Regions from separate parts of the Homo sapiens genome. Here region 1 is linked to region 2. Evidence: chromatin loops called from intact Hi-C (ENCODE). Cell type or tissue: PC-3. All regions are shown on one strand.

Evidence for each region. A loop is a pair of places that touch in the nucleus more often than their neighbours do. Peaks named below come from ENCODE experiments on the same cell type or tissue, not always from the same donor. Only the 100,000 strongest peaks of a DNase experiment are listed, where the experiment ranks them.
Region 1: it touches region 2 in a loop (15-fold over the local background); 2 of 110 quality-filtered maps call a loop at or near these places.

The regions. Positions count from the first base shown.
Region 1 is chr1:59,498,841-59,501,340 of GRCh38, forward strand. The region is part of intron 6 of FGGY (FGGY carbohydrate kinase domain containing); the gene reads left to right. LOC124904192 (a long non-coding RNA gene) reads right to left here and starts at 2,192. Exons shown (of 3, transcript XR_007066139.1): 1 at 2,113-2,192. In PC-3, no CTCF peak of the experiment used is centred here; a DNase peak (open chromatin) is centred at 981; H3K4me3 peaks cover 822 bases; H3K27ac peaks cover 1,808 bases.
Region 2 is chr1:59,595,592-59,598,091 of GRCh38, forward strand. All of the region lies in intron 8 of FGGY (FGGY carbohydrate kinase domain containing), which reads left to right. Among named protein-coding and RNA genes, the nearest start is that of MIR4711, 140 kb to the right of the region's middle. In PC-3, no CTCF peak of the experiment used is centred here; a DNase peak (open chromatin) is centred at 1,020; H3K27ac peaks cover 1,905 bases.

The DNA.
Region 1 (2,500 bases), 97 kb before region 2:
CATTTTGGCTAAATGCCAACTTGGCAAATTCCACTCCTCCCCCGGAGGGACTGCAAATGCCAGTGTCCTCCTTCATTCAGGAGTGAGGTCATTGTCTGTGTGGTTAAAAGTGGACACTTTCTGCTGCTTCTGCTTTTGCACTGTAGTAGAAGTTTCAAGGAGCTCTATTTTACAGTTCCAAATTACCATCCCTCCCCTCTTTAATGCTTCCAAGATGGATAGTCTCTCACCATAGGTTAATGTTTAGATTTTGATCTCTATTTCTCAGCCCCCCAAATCTGGATGATCCTCTGGTGCCAGAGCTGTTGCATGTATCACCCCTGGACACTTTCTTCTCTGCTTGAACCAGAGAATAATTATATATAGTAGTTCCCCCTTGTCCATGGAAAATACCTTCCAAGACCCCCAGTGGATGCCTAAAAACATGGGTAGTACTGAACCCTATGTATACTATGTTTGTTTTTTTTTTTTTTTTGATCTGGTAACTGAGAGGATTACTAAGCGGACGACAGGGAGGTAGTGCCTACAGCATGGATTTGCTGGACAAAGGGATGATTCACATCCCAGGTGGGACCAAGCTAGATAACGTGAGAATTCATCACACTATTCAGAATGGTGTGCAATTTAAAACTTATGAATTGTTTATTTCTGGAATTTTCCATTTAATATTTTTGTACTAGAGTTGACCATGAGAAATTGAAACCATGGAAAGCGAAACTGCAGATAAGGGGAGACTGCTGTGCTAGAGTGCTATAGAGGATTTCATTTGGAAAAAAAAAGTTTTGGTCCTGGAAAAAAAGTTTAAGAACATAGTCGTATTCCATTTCTTCATATGTTTGAGATATTTCTGGCTTTGGTGAAACATAGGCTAGGAAAAGAACCTAACATCTTATTAGTGTAACTGAACAACAGTAACAGCAGACTTAGCCTTTCTTCCTTATGTGCAACATTACCTGTGACCTGACTCTTGAAACATAGCTGCTATTAAAGTACAAGTGAGTCATGCATAGCAGCTTCTCCTTGCCCAGTTAATTTCTCTGTAAAATCTTTACTCTCTTTTATTCATGTATATATATGTATGTGTGTGTGTGTAAATATATACATATATATGTTTGTATTTCCCTTTAAGGATTTCAAACACAAAGACCCTAGTCATTTGATTGTCTCTGTACTGTCGAATTTTGCCTACAACCCTGACTGTAGAGACACATTGTTACCTGTTTTCCATATTCTGTCTAGTAAATGCTTGGTTGTCAGGACAACGGCATAGAAGGTGGAAGCTCATTGATAACCACGTGAATTCTTTAAACAAATATGATCAGAGCAAATTCCAGGGTATGCTTGAAAGTAGATTTAAGGAAGAGCAAAGGTTTCAGACATATCCTTCCTTTTATAAACTTGATATTCATCTTTAAGGATCAGCAACAGTTGGAGTTACTCATAATTTTATTTAAAATCCTGAATAAAGATATCACCTTAGTTTTATGGTACGTTTGTCATTCCAGCTTGTTAGGCATGAGTGTGTTGTTACTGACAGAGCCCCTGGAGGACAGGCAGACACTGTGGTTCTCCATGGTCTCTCAGTACCAGGCACAGAGCAAGCACCCAATACATATTATAGGAATAAATGATCTCAAATCTTCACAGTGCCTCTTATAGATGGCTTTTATGATATATATCTGCAGAGAAACTGAATTCAGGGATTTTAAGTGCCTTTTTTGCAAGGCCCTTAAAGTTTGGGAAAGTAGGTGCATGGAATTAGAACTCAGATTATCCTGACTTCTAAGATCACACTCTTCATTGTAGCACACTGCCTTCTTGCCAAAAAAAAAAAAAAAAAAAAAAAGGAAGAAACATGTAAAAAGACAGACCATTTCTAAGATGAAATGTGTGCTTTTCAAAACAATAGCAGAAAACCTTCTTCAAAGGTAAAATAGTTGGAAATAGAAGAAGAAATAATATGTAATTTAGCGTTCGTTGAGGATAAGCAATTAATCCTGCCCTCCAGGGGTGAATTTATGTCTAGCCTATTTGCACATGAAAGTACAAGTTGGGCTTCATTTCTATGCAAGTAAGACATCTGGTTGGGAAGTGAAAAATTTTGTCAGTTACCTGAATCATGTTTGGTCTACATGATAGAAAAGCCCCTGATGTCTTCAGATCACCAGAAGACATTTGGCATTGTATAGTTAACACCAGATCCACTGACTGAGTGGTTCACCTGAGAGTTGCTGCTTGACATCCTGTAGATTCACCCATTGTTAGGAGGCTGTTACCATTTTGTAAGTCAGCAGTTTGCAAACAGTAGTCCAGACGAGAAACCAACGCTGGCCCTTGACAAAGTGTTCACTGGTGTGTGATGCAATAAATACATGAGGTCATAAAAGGAAGTGTATTTACCTTAAAAAAGAACATCCTTTATTTTGAGATCCTCTGCTTCCTATGTTTTTAGTGATACAATTTTGTGTCAAATAAATCCTCATTGTAAGATTTGGTTTTA
Region 2 (2,500 bases):
AGGCAGAAGAATCCTTTGAACCCAGGAGGCAGAAGTTGCAGTGAGCCGAGATCGCGCCATTGCACTCCAGCCTGGGTGACAGAGTGAGACTCCATCTCAAAAAAATAATAATAAAAAATAAATAAAAACCACAATCTCTATTTAAGCCACTCTCACAGGACTGACTGTACCCTATATCATGTCATATATTTGACAGACAGTTGCTTTTCTTCCTTTTATTCTTCTAAAGAAGTCCAGATGAGCCCCAGATACAGGTTCATACCCTAGATAGCCTATTCCAAGGGTTAAAATCAGGCCTGCTTCACATCGAAGGCATTTTGTTATGATCTGTTCATAACAAAAGCTGCCTCCTGGCTGTTGCCTGCAGCTGAATACTGTTACTCTGAAGCCATCATTTCATTTGTTTCTGATTGTTCTGCAGTGTTTACATACCTTACATATTAGCGTGATCTTTTATAGAGTACAGGCAGAGGTTAAGCCCTCCCGGATCCACTTTCCCTCTGAGGGCTCTTTCTTCTTTTTTACTGTCCCTTGCCTCTGTGTTACAAACCATTTCTCTTTTATAGAAATTCATTTAAATAGAAAAACAATTTTTAAGTGTTTTCTTTTTTTTTTAACATGAGGCTCACTTAACATTTTTAGAAAATGTTGAATATGGAGAAGAGGGAAAAGATACCACCAAAATGTGTGATTTTTTTTTTCTTTTTTCCTGACATAGGAAAATCCCATTACCTCTCTTGAATTTACCAAGGGACATATTCCATTTAGGGCATAGAAGGACCTGGGCTGCCTCCAGACCTAATGTGGAAGAAGGTGCTGTCTGCCTGCTATTTCCTTGCTTCTCCTTATTTCAATCTTTTTTTTTTCTCCAAAAAAAAAAAAAAGTGACTTAGGAAGGATATGGACTTGTGAGTCAGATTTGGGTCTAAGTCTTGGTTCTGCCCTATGTGTAATCCCAGGAAGGAACTTGAGTTGATTTTCTGAAGCTCAGTTTCCTTTTCCATTAAAACTGGGAGTGACTCAGGCTTGCCTAGTATCTTAGCTGGAAGAATGTGTGTGAAACTGGCCCACCTTTCACAGATAGGTCACCCTGCTGATTGCAGTGGCTTCCAGGCACCCAGGCCTGGGAAAGATTCACAGGCCTAGTCCAGACCTGGCAGGAAAGAGGCTGTGAGCAGTTCTGCCTGCCGCAGATGTGCTGGCACATGTACCGCCGTGTGCTGCCCCAGGTAACATATCAGGCAGCTAGGGAATGTAGGCTTTCAGACCCTCTCTCTTCAGTTCTCTTCTGCTGACTTCCTCCCATCCAGCCATCATACTTTCTTAATCCTCTCATCAATCCCCTTTGTTATAGAGAAGATGGAAGGGTTAAATTCCTTCACCCTCATCACTTCCACTGATATTTGATAAACACCTCTCAGTTCATAATACTTTTGCACTCAAGCAGGGGAGCTACCCAGGTGTCTATGGAAAGTTTTGAATTCTTTTTGCCTATTCAGTTTAGTCTTCTCATTTTCTATCTGGCCAGAAATGGAGAAAGTGTTTTGAAGGTCAGGATTCTTCAGGTCTAGACTTGTAGGGATGTATCCTGAATTCCTCTGAGCTAAGCCTGAGAAGCACAAGTGGGTTCTATTGGGAAACACTTCCAAAAGGCAATGATTGATGCTTATGCACAGAAATTCTGACTTTTAGTAAAAGATGCTTGGATATAAATCAAGCAGGACTCTCCTTGCCTTTATACAATATGCGGTAAACAGGGTAAATCCTCAATTTTACTTATGCCCACTGACAGATCTTACAAGTAGAAATTAACCCATCTGAGTGATCGTGTTGATTCTTTCTCCCTCTTCTCTAGAGCCATTATAACCTCTGTACCCTACTTCAGAATTCTAATCAAGATAGTGTCAAGTCTTTTAAAAAAAAGTTAAACCCCCACATGAGCTCCAATCCATAAATAAGAAACTCACCCTGGCTTGTATGGAGGTGATGATATTAACACAGGCTACATTTCTCTGGGTCACTGAATGTACCCGGCACTGTACCAAGGCCAGTAATAGACTGTGCCACATTTAATCTTTACAGATCTGTAAGAGAGGTCTTATTTGTCCCATTTTTCAGATGAACACCCCAAAGACCAAGGTCACACAGCAGAGACTCTCGGCTGGAGACTGCCCTCAGGCATCCTTTTAACGGAACTCTAAAGTCTGCAGGAGGGAGCCATTTTTCCTACCAGCCAGTTTAGAATCAAAAAAGAGCATTGGTTTTGCCGTATTAGAGAACTAATTCATAATTAGTACTATGCTCACTCCTGGAGGATTTGACAGAAATAGAAGATATGGTTCTGACTCAGGATCCACCTCACTACGTGATGTCAGAGCAACAGAGCTAAGACTGCAACTGATGAGTATTGTGCAGATGGAGCACGCTACCTCCTCGTTAGCTCTCTCCCCTGCACCCACTCTGCCCCACCCACTCCTCCTCCCTTGCGTGATCCATAGAA